2 separate regions of the Homo sapiens genome follow, and region 2 is linked to region 1. A link is an interaction called in ENCODE POLR2A ChIA-PET data of the cell type or tissue named here. Cell type or tissue: A673. All regions are shown on one strand. Links, peaks and the distances in the headings refer to the core of each region. The heading gives the core; the rest is flanking DNA.

The links. ChIA-PET counts read pairs that join two places held together with the same protein. Peaks named below come from ENCODE experiments on the same cell type or tissue, not always from the same donor. Only the 100,000 strongest peaks of a DNase experiment are listed, where the experiment ranks them.
Region 2: POLR2A ChIA-PET joins it to region 1 with 5 read pairs; 2 of 35 experiments call an interaction of 5 or more read pairs at or near these places.

The regions. Positions count from the first base shown.
Region 1 is chr2:135,308,133-135,313,467 of GRCh38, forward strand. All of the region lies in intron 8 of ZRANB3 (zinc finger RANBP2-type containing 3), which reads right to left. Among named protein-coding and RNA genes, the nearest start is that of SNORA40B, 170 kb to the left of the region's middle. In A673, for the core only: no CTCF peak of the experiment used is centred there; no DNase peak of the experiment used is centred there.
Region 2 is chr2:135,664,256-135,669,645 of GRCh38, forward strand. The region is part of intron 19 of R3HDM1 (R3H domain containing 1); the gene reads left to right. MIR128-1 (microRNA 128-1) reads left to right here and starts at 1,142; the gene lies at 1,142-1,223. It overlaps LOC124907893 (a long non-coding RNA gene), which reads left to right. Exons shown (of 2, transcript XR_007087245.1): 1 at 1-2,302; 2 at 3,506-5,153. RefSeq lists an enhancer at 460-559. In A673, for the core only: no CTCF peak of the experiment used is centred there; a DNase peak (open chromatin) is centred at 2,986.

The DNA of each region.
Region 1 (5,335 bases), core at 1-5,000:
CCTGTCCCCCACCACTAACAAAACTATGTCTTGTAACTGCAGGTGGTGCTAAAGGGGTCTCTGCCTCTACCCTGGCAGTAACAGATCTCTGTCTTATATCAGTGCAGGGTCCTGAGTCCAACAGGGTTTCCTGCCCACTCCCCAGGGGTAGGCAGCATTTGTCCCTATCCCATCACCAGAAGCAGTCCATCATGGACTAGGCTTTGAGGTTGGAGGAGGGGGTACTCTGCCTCTTCCACAATGGCTTAAGGCTTTTGTTTAGTGTAAGAAAGGGGTATTGAAAATAGGCAGAGTTTTGAACTTCTGCTCCACTAATGGATATGCTCTCAGGACTCCCAGCTAGCACCTGCTAGATGCCAGTGGAAATAAAGCCTGTGAGTGAGTATAAACTCCCCTGTGTCAGGACCACTTTTATTGTGATCTTTTTTCTTTCTTTTTTATTTAAATTTTGTTTCTGAAAAAAATTTGTTCTTTTTTGTTTGTTTTGTCTTTTCCTTTGTTTGTTTTTTATAGAATAGAGACGAGGTCTTCCTCTGTTACTCAGCCTGATCTCGAACTCCTAAGCTGAAGGGACTCTCCTACCTCGGCTTCCCAAAGTGCTGGGATTACAGATGTAAGCCACCATGCCTGAGTGAACATTCATAAAAGCCTAATTCCTTCACTTATAGTAGTGCTAGAACATTAGCTATTTTCTTCATATCCACCTTTATAATAACCACCTCTTCTTCCCCTTCTCCGCCAAAGGAAAAAAAGTTCATATGTTCCATTTCTTCTCTAAACAAACTAGTAAAAAAAGGAAGTTTCCTCTACATAAGAAAAGTCATCTAAAAAAACTTAGTAATAACATCATTTTTTTTTTTTTTTTTGAGATGGAGTCTGGCTCTGTTGCCCAGGCTGGAGTGCAGTGGTGCAATCTCGGCTCACTGCAAGCGCTGCCTCCTGGGTTCACGCCATTCTCCTGCCTCAGCCTCCCATGTAGCTGGGACTACAGGCACCCGCCACCATGCCTGGCTAATTTTTTGTATTTTTTAGTAGAGACGGGGTTTCACCGTGTTAGCCAGGATGGTCTTGATCTCCTGACCTCGTGATCTGCCTGCCTCGGCTTCCCAAAGTGCTGGGATTACAGGTGTGAGCCACCGCACCCAGCCGCAATAACATCATATTTAATGGTGAAAGACTAAATGCCTTCCCCCTAAGATTGGCTACAAGGTAAGGCTGTTCAGTCCTATCATTTCTATCCAAAATTGTACTAGTCTTCCTTCAACGTAATAGGCAAAACAAATAAATAAAAGGCATATATATTACAAGGAAGAAATAAAAATGTCTTTATGTGCAGACAAAATGATCCTATATCTTCTAGAATTAACCAAAAATCCACAAGAACTAATAAAAGGAGTTCAGCAAGGTCACAGAATAAAAGGTTAATATAAGAAAATCGATAATAATTCTATACTTAGCAAGGGAAACCTGGAAATTTACATTTTAAAAAATGCCATTTACAGGAGCATAAAAGGACACAAAATACCTATGGATAAATCTAACAAAATGTATTAAAAAAACTAGAGAACATTGTGGGGATAAATTAAAAGTGAACGATACTCTTTTCAGGGACCAGAAGACTAAATATTATTCAGAAGTAAATTCTTCCAAATTAGTCAACAGATCCAACACAATTCCAACAAAATTGTATACACTTAAAATGCTGATTCTAAAATTCATACAGAAAAGCGAAGGACCTACAAAAGACAAAGCAATATTGAAAAGGAATACAGTAGGGTAAACACTATATAATTTCAAGGCTTATTTATTTATTTATTTTTTGGAGACAGAGTCTTGCTCTGTTGCCCAGGTTGGAGTGCAGTGTCATGATCTCGGCTCACTGCAACCTCCACCTCCTGGGTTCAAGTGATTCTCCTGTCTCAGCCTCCCGAGTAGCTGGGATTACAGGTGTGCAACACCACGCCCAGCTAATTTTTGTATTTTTAGTAGAGATGGGGTTTTGCCATGTTGGTCAGGCTGGTCTCAAACTCCTGACCTCAAGTGATCCACCTGCCTCGGCCTCCCAAAGTGCTGGGATTACAGGCATGAGCCACCGTGCCTGGCCTTCAAGACTTATTATAAAGCTACAGTAATCAAGCCATTGTAGTATAAGGCTGATGAATAGACCAATGAATGAGAATAGAGTTCAGAAACAGACCTACACATACATTGCCAATTGGTTTTTGGTGAAGGTGCCAAGGAAATTTAAGGAGGGCAAAATAGTCTTCTGTGTTTTGATGAGTGTTGTAACAACTGAAAATCCATATGTAAAATGACAAACCAAAACAAAAATAAAAAAATCAGAACTGCTACCTTTATTTTGTAGCATATAAAAGAATTATATGCTACAAAAATAATAGTTTATAGACCTACATCTAAGTCATCTATCACTTAGCTATGGGATATGTTCTCAGAAATGCATTGTTAAGGGAATGCTGTCATTGTGAGAACATCACAGAGTGTATTTACACAAACCTATATGTTATATGTATTTTTATTTATATATATATTTTTCATATGAAAAACCAAAGGACCTAGCATCATTACTGAATACCAATTATTTCTCCTACTTGATCTGCAATGCAATGTCAAGTGCCATTTATTATGTTTCTATATATGCTCCATTATAATCTTATGAGACCAGTGTTGTATATGTGCTGCTTTGTTGACTGAAATTTGATTAAGTAGCACATGACTGATAACCTAAAGCTATGGCATTTTTAGAAGAAAATATAAGAGGGTATCTTTGTGAACTTAGATTAGGCAAAAATTTCTTAGGACTCAAAATACAAAAAAAAAAAGGAAGAAAAAAATTGATATACTAGATTGTTTCCAAATTTAAAACTTCTGTTCTCTGAAAGACAATGTTAATAAAATAGAAATCAAATCCATAGACTTGGAGGACATATTTGTAAAAGATATATATATTACAGAACTTGTTTCCAAAATAAAGAGTTCTTATTACCCCATATAAATATGGACTCAATATGAACAGATACTTCACAAAAGAAAATGAATAGACAAAAGGCACCAAAAAACATGCTCAACACCATCAGTCATCGGGAAAAGAAAAATTAAAAGCACGATGAGATGCCACTACATACCGACAATAACGGCTAAAATGAAAAAGATGGCAATACCTAGTGCTCACAAAGATATCAAATGGAACTCTCATACAATGTCAGTAGAAATGCAAAATAATATAGCTACTTTGAAAAACAATTTGGCAGTTTTTTTTATCAAGTTAAATCTATACTTTTATGACTCACCAGTTCTATTTCCAAGTATTTGCTCAAGGAAAATGAAAATATATGACTACACAAAGGCCTGTACATGAATGATTATACCACTTTGACTTACAATAGTCTAAAACAGAAATATTCCAAATGTCCATTAATAGGTGAAAGAATAAAAAAAAAAAAAATTTTAGGGGCCAGATGAGGTAGCTCACACCTATAACCCCAGCGCTTTGGGAGGCTGAGGCAGAAGGATCCCTAGAGCCCAGGTGTTCGAAACTGCAGTGAGCTATGATTGTGGCACTGCACTTTAGCCTGGGTGACAGAGCAAGACTCTGTCTCTCAAAAAAAATTTTTTTAAAGTTTTGTTCCCATACATTGGAGGATGTAAGGAAAGCAATAAAAAGGAAAAGTAATAACATATACAACAACCTGAATCAATCTCAAAACCTTTATGCTAAGTGAAAGCAGCCAGACACAAGGCTACATGCTATTGTTCCATTTTTGTGACATTCTGGAAAGTGTAAAACTATAGTGACAGAAAGCATATCTGTGGTTGCCAAGGTATAGTGATGGGTGGAGGGGAAATGCTACAAAGGCACATGGGGGAACTTTTTGGCATGACAGGAATATCTCTATTTTCATGGTACTGATGTTTATCCAACTATACACATTTGTCAAGCCTCATCCAACCATACATTGTATTTATTTTTTTATTTTATTTTATTATTTTATTTTATTTTATTTTATTTTTATTTTATTTTATTTTATTTTATTTTATTTTTATTTTATTTTATTTTATTTTATTTGAGACAGAGTCTTGCTCTGTTGCCAAAGCTGGAGTGCGGTGGCACAATCATAGCTCACTGTAGCCCAGATCTTCTGAGCTAAGCGATCCTCCCTCCTCAGCCTCCCAAGTAACTAGGATGACATGCACACTACCATGTCTGGACCAACTATACATTTTAAAAGGATAAATTTCACTTTATGTAAATATACCTCAACAATCCTCATCTTAAAAAAGTATGTTACAAAAAAAATCTCAGAATCAAGAGGGGTGACACTCGTCAGTATTTACAGGTTCTACCATGGTGGTAAAAACAACTACCACAAATATATGATAAGTTTACTTGACAGTTACACTAATTTTACTAAATTCTAAAATCCTATATTTTTCACTTTTAGACAAACAGAATGTGAGCAAAATTACCTCTGTAGGGTACTGAACATGGAATATCAAAGGAAGATGACTGACAAATAAAAAAAGATTATTTGCAGTAATAATGTAGTAAAACCATGGGAATACTAATAATAAAGATGAATATAGTTCGGGCACGGTGGCTTACACCTGTAATCCCAGCAGTTTGGAAAGCCAAGGTGGGTGGATCACTTGAGGTCAGGAGTTCAAGACCAGCCTGGCCAACATGATGGACCCTGTCTCTACTAAAAGTATTAAAAAAAAATTTGCCAGGCATGGAGGCACGTGCCTGGAATCCCAGCTACTTGGGAGGCTGAGGAAGGAGAATTGCTTGAACCCAGGAGGTGGAGGTTGCAGTGAGCTGAGATTGAGCCACTGCACACCAGCCTGGGCAAAAGAGTAAGATTCCGTCTTTAAAAAAAAAAAAAACAGAAAAGAAAAAAATGAATATATATATAATTTAAATGAGAAAGTATAACGTATAGTATCCTCCCGCATCAAAATATACCTGTATATTGGAAAAGATAAATATATGGTTGGATACAGCATTACTGTTTACTTTGAGTATGTCTGAATTTTTCCATAAAAAAGAGTTAAACAGGCTGGGCATGTTGGCATGTGCCTGTAGTCCTGGCTACTTGGGAGACTGAGGCAGGAGAATGGCTTGAACCTGGGAGGCGGAGGCTGCAGTGAGCCGAGATCACGCCACTGCATTCCAGCCAGGGTGACAGAGTGAGGCTCCCAACTCAAAAAAAAAAAAAAAAAGAGTTAAACAATAGCAAAGAAATTCTGCAATATATAAATAACTTGCTTAATTAAAAACAGTAAAAGACATTGAATAATTTGTATGAAGACAAATACA
Region 2 (5,390 bases), core at 182-5,181, 360 kb after region 1:
TCCCAATCTGATTAAAAATGAGAAATACTTTTTCATATCTCTTATATTTGTATTTCTTGTCAAACAACACTTGCTTACCCCACAGTGTCAAGAAGCATGTTTTTTTTTAATTACATAAAAGGGTGAAACTAATTATTCAACCAAATAATGAAAACACTAGTAGACTTGGAGCAATTTTTTTTCACTGTGGCACAAGTAATGTTTAAAAGTTTGTATTTGAACTTAAAGAAATTTTGCCCTAAATTAACAAGCCCAACTGAGCAAAGTATTTTTAGACCAGATAGGGTATGGGCAGTAGAAATACAGGATCTTTCATTATTTTTCCTTTGGTGGATAGGGAGGAGGATGGGGAAATATCTCAAGGATAAAATGCTCTAGGTCTTTTATCCATGTGTCCCAGTGGACCACAACTGAAATCAGGACTAACATTACTGCTGGGGAAATGAATGTACTAGTCTTTTGTTATGAATGTGAAACTACTGAACTGTTCATTCAAAACAAGGTTGAGTAAACCCCTGTCAACAGAAACAGAAGAAACCCTGGCTACACACATAAGACTTTCTGAACAATGCACTGTATAATGGGAAAGAACAACAAAATAAAAGTCAGAATCCTGATGGCCCTTAGTCATTTGTAACTGGTGTTAGGCATATCACTTAAAGCCACTGAGTTTCAGTTGGACTCATTTGCAAAGTATGGAATTTTTACTGTGTTGTCTGTTGAAGCCTCTGTGTACTGTAAAACTCCATAATTCTTTGTGTCTCATGTGAGTCATTTCTAGTTCTAAAAGGTAGAATAATAGAGAATTGGTTTGTAACAGCTTGGCAACCAACTGTCAATAACTGGAGTCAATGAAAGCAACTATTTCAAAAGATCAGATTACTTACCAGTTTCACTAATAAAGATTTATTACTTTAAACCTTTATCATAAAATGTATGCTTTGAATACTGTGAAGTACACTGCATATAAGGAGTGTGGTATAGTATAAAGAAACTTTCTGCAGGTAGTAATTATAGTGAAGATTTTAGGTTTACAAAGCCCTAGCTGTTTTCTGTGTAGCTTTTATTATTCTTATGACTCTTGACAAGTTTGTAGCTTCACCATATACATTTAATATTTTGCAATAATTGGCCTTGTTCCTGAGCTGTTGGATTCGGGGCCGTAGCACTGTCTGAGAGGTTTACATTTCTCACAGTGAACCGGTCTCTTTTTCAGCTGCTTCCTGGCTTCTTTTTACTCAGGTTTCCACTGCTTTTTTGCTTTTTTTAATGCTGTATGAAGGTGTTAACATTTGTTTATATTTTTCATTAATTGTAATACCTTTAAATCATGCATCATACTCAGAAATAGGGATTAGAATTTAAGTGACATCTTTGGCCTAATATAATTTACCTGTTAAAAATTTGTGAAAGCTATTGCTTATTTCTTTTCCAAAGTAGATTTGGATGACAAATTCAGTTTGGTTTTGAGCTTATCTAAAAAGCTTAATGTTTTAAGCATACCAAACTCATTAGCAGAAGTCAAATATGTCTCTCCCTATTGCTACACAACTTTTTAGGGATATTGTTATATATGAAAGCATGACATCAAACGGACCTAATACACCTAAATGCATTTGAAGCTACTTGGTCTCGGTTCTTACCAACGATATAATTTAATTTTTTTTTCCAAACGATGATGTTGTTGCATACCTGTGGAAAGCAAAATGATTCTGTGAAACTATACTTTTAGTTTTGCAACCATTTGATAACTTCAAAGATTATCAATGTATTATATCTTTAGTCTTAGCTTTCCAGATAACCCAGAATCATATGGTTCCAAGTTGATTAAGCTTTGTTACCAGCAGACTATGGTAGGATCCTGATGAACGACACTATGGAAGAAACTTGTTAGGATAAACAGTCTTCAATGTGTGCATATTGTTGACAGAATTTGAAGGCACAAATTTAAGAGTAACTAGGGTGTAAAAGGCGAGCAAAGAAAAGTCAGCACTACTGGGTAAGCAGGTGAGGGGGCTTATTGATAGGAGAGTCGGCTATGTCAAATAGGGACTCAAGGCACAAAGTCAATTTCTTTACTGACAACTTTCAATCCAAGTAATAGGAATTTTGTATTTGTAAATTACTAGGTAGTGGCTCTGGCTATTCTTGTTTTTTCATTGATTTCTGTGAGCATTTCTTAGTATGTATTGTGTGATTCAGCATAGATTCAGACATTGTATAATACCTACAAATCCACCTATTTCCCTTTTCCCTTCTCCATTAACCTGCCGCCACTGAAATCTGGAGCCAAATATATCTGGTAAGTACCCACAGATTTCCTTGAGTTGTATAGACTCTTCCATGGAATAGTTCTTTAAATAGCTGTGAGCAATAAACTCTGTGTGACTGTTTTTGTTAGAATTGGTTTTTGTATATGTATATGTTTATTTCAGGCACAGGAGTGAGAGAAGAGGGGATGAGAGATGAGAAGGGATAATCAAGTGTGATGGCAATTGCATCTCCTTCCAAATACACCCATGGGGCTGGCTTTAGTTGAACTTGCCCACCTACTAAAATAGTGCCACAGACAGAAGCCCAAGATTATAAGCTTGAGGTTTTAACAATTTGGTCTTGTAGATGCCTAGTTACAAATAAATTTGGCTTTAGTAAAATGGCTCATCTTTAAAAAAAAAAAAAAAGAAAACTACCTTCACAGTGCTTCTATTGTACAAGCACAGTCTGGAAAAAAAATTAATAGGTACTATTAAGTGAAATAACCTTAGATTCATGGGTATTCTAAGCATTTCTTTAATACTTTTTGTAATTTTTCTGATTATTTCTGTGTTATTAAGAATGCTTTCCTTTAGAACAAATGCTAGTTCAGATCACCTATATAAAATAAAATCAGCCTGTTAATGCCTGTTCAATACTTTTGTGCTGAGCACTGCATTTCCTTCCTGCTCTCTTCTTGGTTAAAGTGAGAGTTAAAAATAGAACATTCTGTGGAGCCCTCCAGGGAAGTTCCTGAACCATCAGTTTATATTGTCCTAGTTCTCTTAGCTTGCAGAATTGATTGTGCTTTCCTCTGAAAGTGCTGAAAGAAATGGGATAATATTGCAACAGTGCAGTCCTTTAACAAAACAGAATGGTAGTGTTTTAAAAAAAAAAATCTATGTTGAGATCTGGATATTTATTTTGTTGTTTGGTATCACTTACTATTGGCATTTCTTACTTTACAAAATAGAGGCTTTCCCACAATATTGACGTAAATTCCTATAAAAGATATAGTGTTTTCCTCTACTTTCCAGATTAAATTCAGATGTATCACAGGAAGAATTTTTTTTAATTCTAATATACTAAAATATACTTTTTAGTGAAGAAAGAATAATTTATGTGGTAGCCAAGTTGGAGTCGGGATACTGGAAATACTCTTCTTGTAGCATTTTTGAAACCTGTTGATACTTTTCATTCTCTAGAAATCTACTTCTCCTTCCTAATCCTCAGCCTTCTCCCTCTTTTCCAGATCATTGGATTTTTCTTTCTCAAACTTGGCAGTCTTCAAACTATACTTTTGACACTATGAGAACTCTGTACCCACTCTTGCTTTTGTCTGAATAATTAGACAAGGAACCTAACCTACAATGCCACTTCTCTAGGTGTCACTCTGTAACGGTTCATGCCCAGCAGTCTGAAATTTCTTTGTTTAAACAAAAGTTCAGAGGAATTCATGAGCAACTTGAACAGTTCAAGATGTAAATTTTATTAAGCAAATGTACATAATGTGAGGCATACCTGTAATTAAATGATCCTTTATTTTATGTTAACAATTATTTTATTAATGATTTTGTCTTACATAGGCAAGAGTAAGGTTCTTATCTTTGATTGGATTAGGAGAATGATGTGGGCTTTTTTGTTTTTAGTGCTTTCCAGCTGAGTATTTCTAGTTTTGCTTGTGATTATAGTAATTTTAACCAACATAGATCCCAGTTTTATTTTCTTTTTCATTGGAACAAATGTTAGCCTGTTAATGCCTGTTGAGTACTTTTCTGCTAAGCACTGCATTAGAAAAAGACCAATAATCTTTTAGTAATCTTTAATGTTCTGCTCTTTAGAGAATATAATTCAAAATTATATACTTTTTAGCCAGTTGCTGTGTTGTATGTTATAATTATTAGAATGAGTGATAAAACATTTCATCATGATTTCTGGAAAAAACATTCATATTCCTGTCCTAATGCCAGTCGAATTTCCCTTCTGGGGTACCGATCATTCTGAGCATCAAATGTTAAATGACAATTTTAGTTGTGTTAGTTTAGAACAGTTCTTCAGACCCTGATGGCTTTCTACCCAGTGTAGTTTAAACCTGGTGAATTTTCCTGCCTTGGATGTAAAAATGAATGAAATGCTACTCAGTGGATGGAAAAAAGTCATTGCTTCACAGAACTTCAAGACTTCGCCCATAAAACGTAGCAGCTCTCCTTGCACAAAATGTGTCCAGGTTAAAGCTGGCACTGCCCTGCTGAGTAAAGTCTGACTTCTTGGCAAAGCAGCCTGACTTTGTGGAGAAGACAGCCAGTATCTATGAAAACTCTGCTAGACTAATCTTGTATAGACTCATCTGGAATGTGGCAACAGACTTTTTGAGCAAAAGCAGCCTCCGAGGCAAAACAGCAAAACTAAAGCCCAAAGGGAACATTGGAGATTCACTTGGAAATACTCAGGCTGAGAGACAGAACTGTGGGATGTGGAACCTGAAATAGTGTCACTATTTGAGCCAGTTCTTCTCCTTCCCAATTGTCTTTTGTTATGTTTTAATATTTTTAGAGATGGAGTCTCACTGTTTTGCCTAGACTGGAGTGCAGTGGCCCTTCCTAATTGTTTAATACAATTTATGCGTATAATCTAATTATAGTAAGGCAAGGAAGTGTAACTTTGAAATACATCAGTAGTAAACCACGCATCTTGCGGGTAGTGGACAAACCAAGGGAAGGACTGTTCCTCCCACAGAGAGGACATTGTGGGCTAATCATATGCTTATTTACACCTGCTCTTTTTTAAAGCCCCCAAGTTCATGTGGCTACCATCTGAACTAACTACCCAAAAATTTTCACTCTGATTCCTATTTTGAATAACATGCTTATACTCACCAATAAATCTTTAGTTCAAATGAACGAAAAGTTTCCTTGTTGATTGACATTATTTCCAGTAATTATCTGTTTTCCTGTAATTAAGTTTATCTTGAGACTTAGGTATGTTAAGCTACAGTAAAGTCTTCATTAACCAAAATTATCAGAAAATGAAGCAAGGCCAGGTTCTGCTTATTTGAACAATATTACTGTAATACTTTTTCTTCTTCAACATGTGTTCCTCAAAAAAGTAAATTTTAGAATCAGACAGCTGTGTGCAGC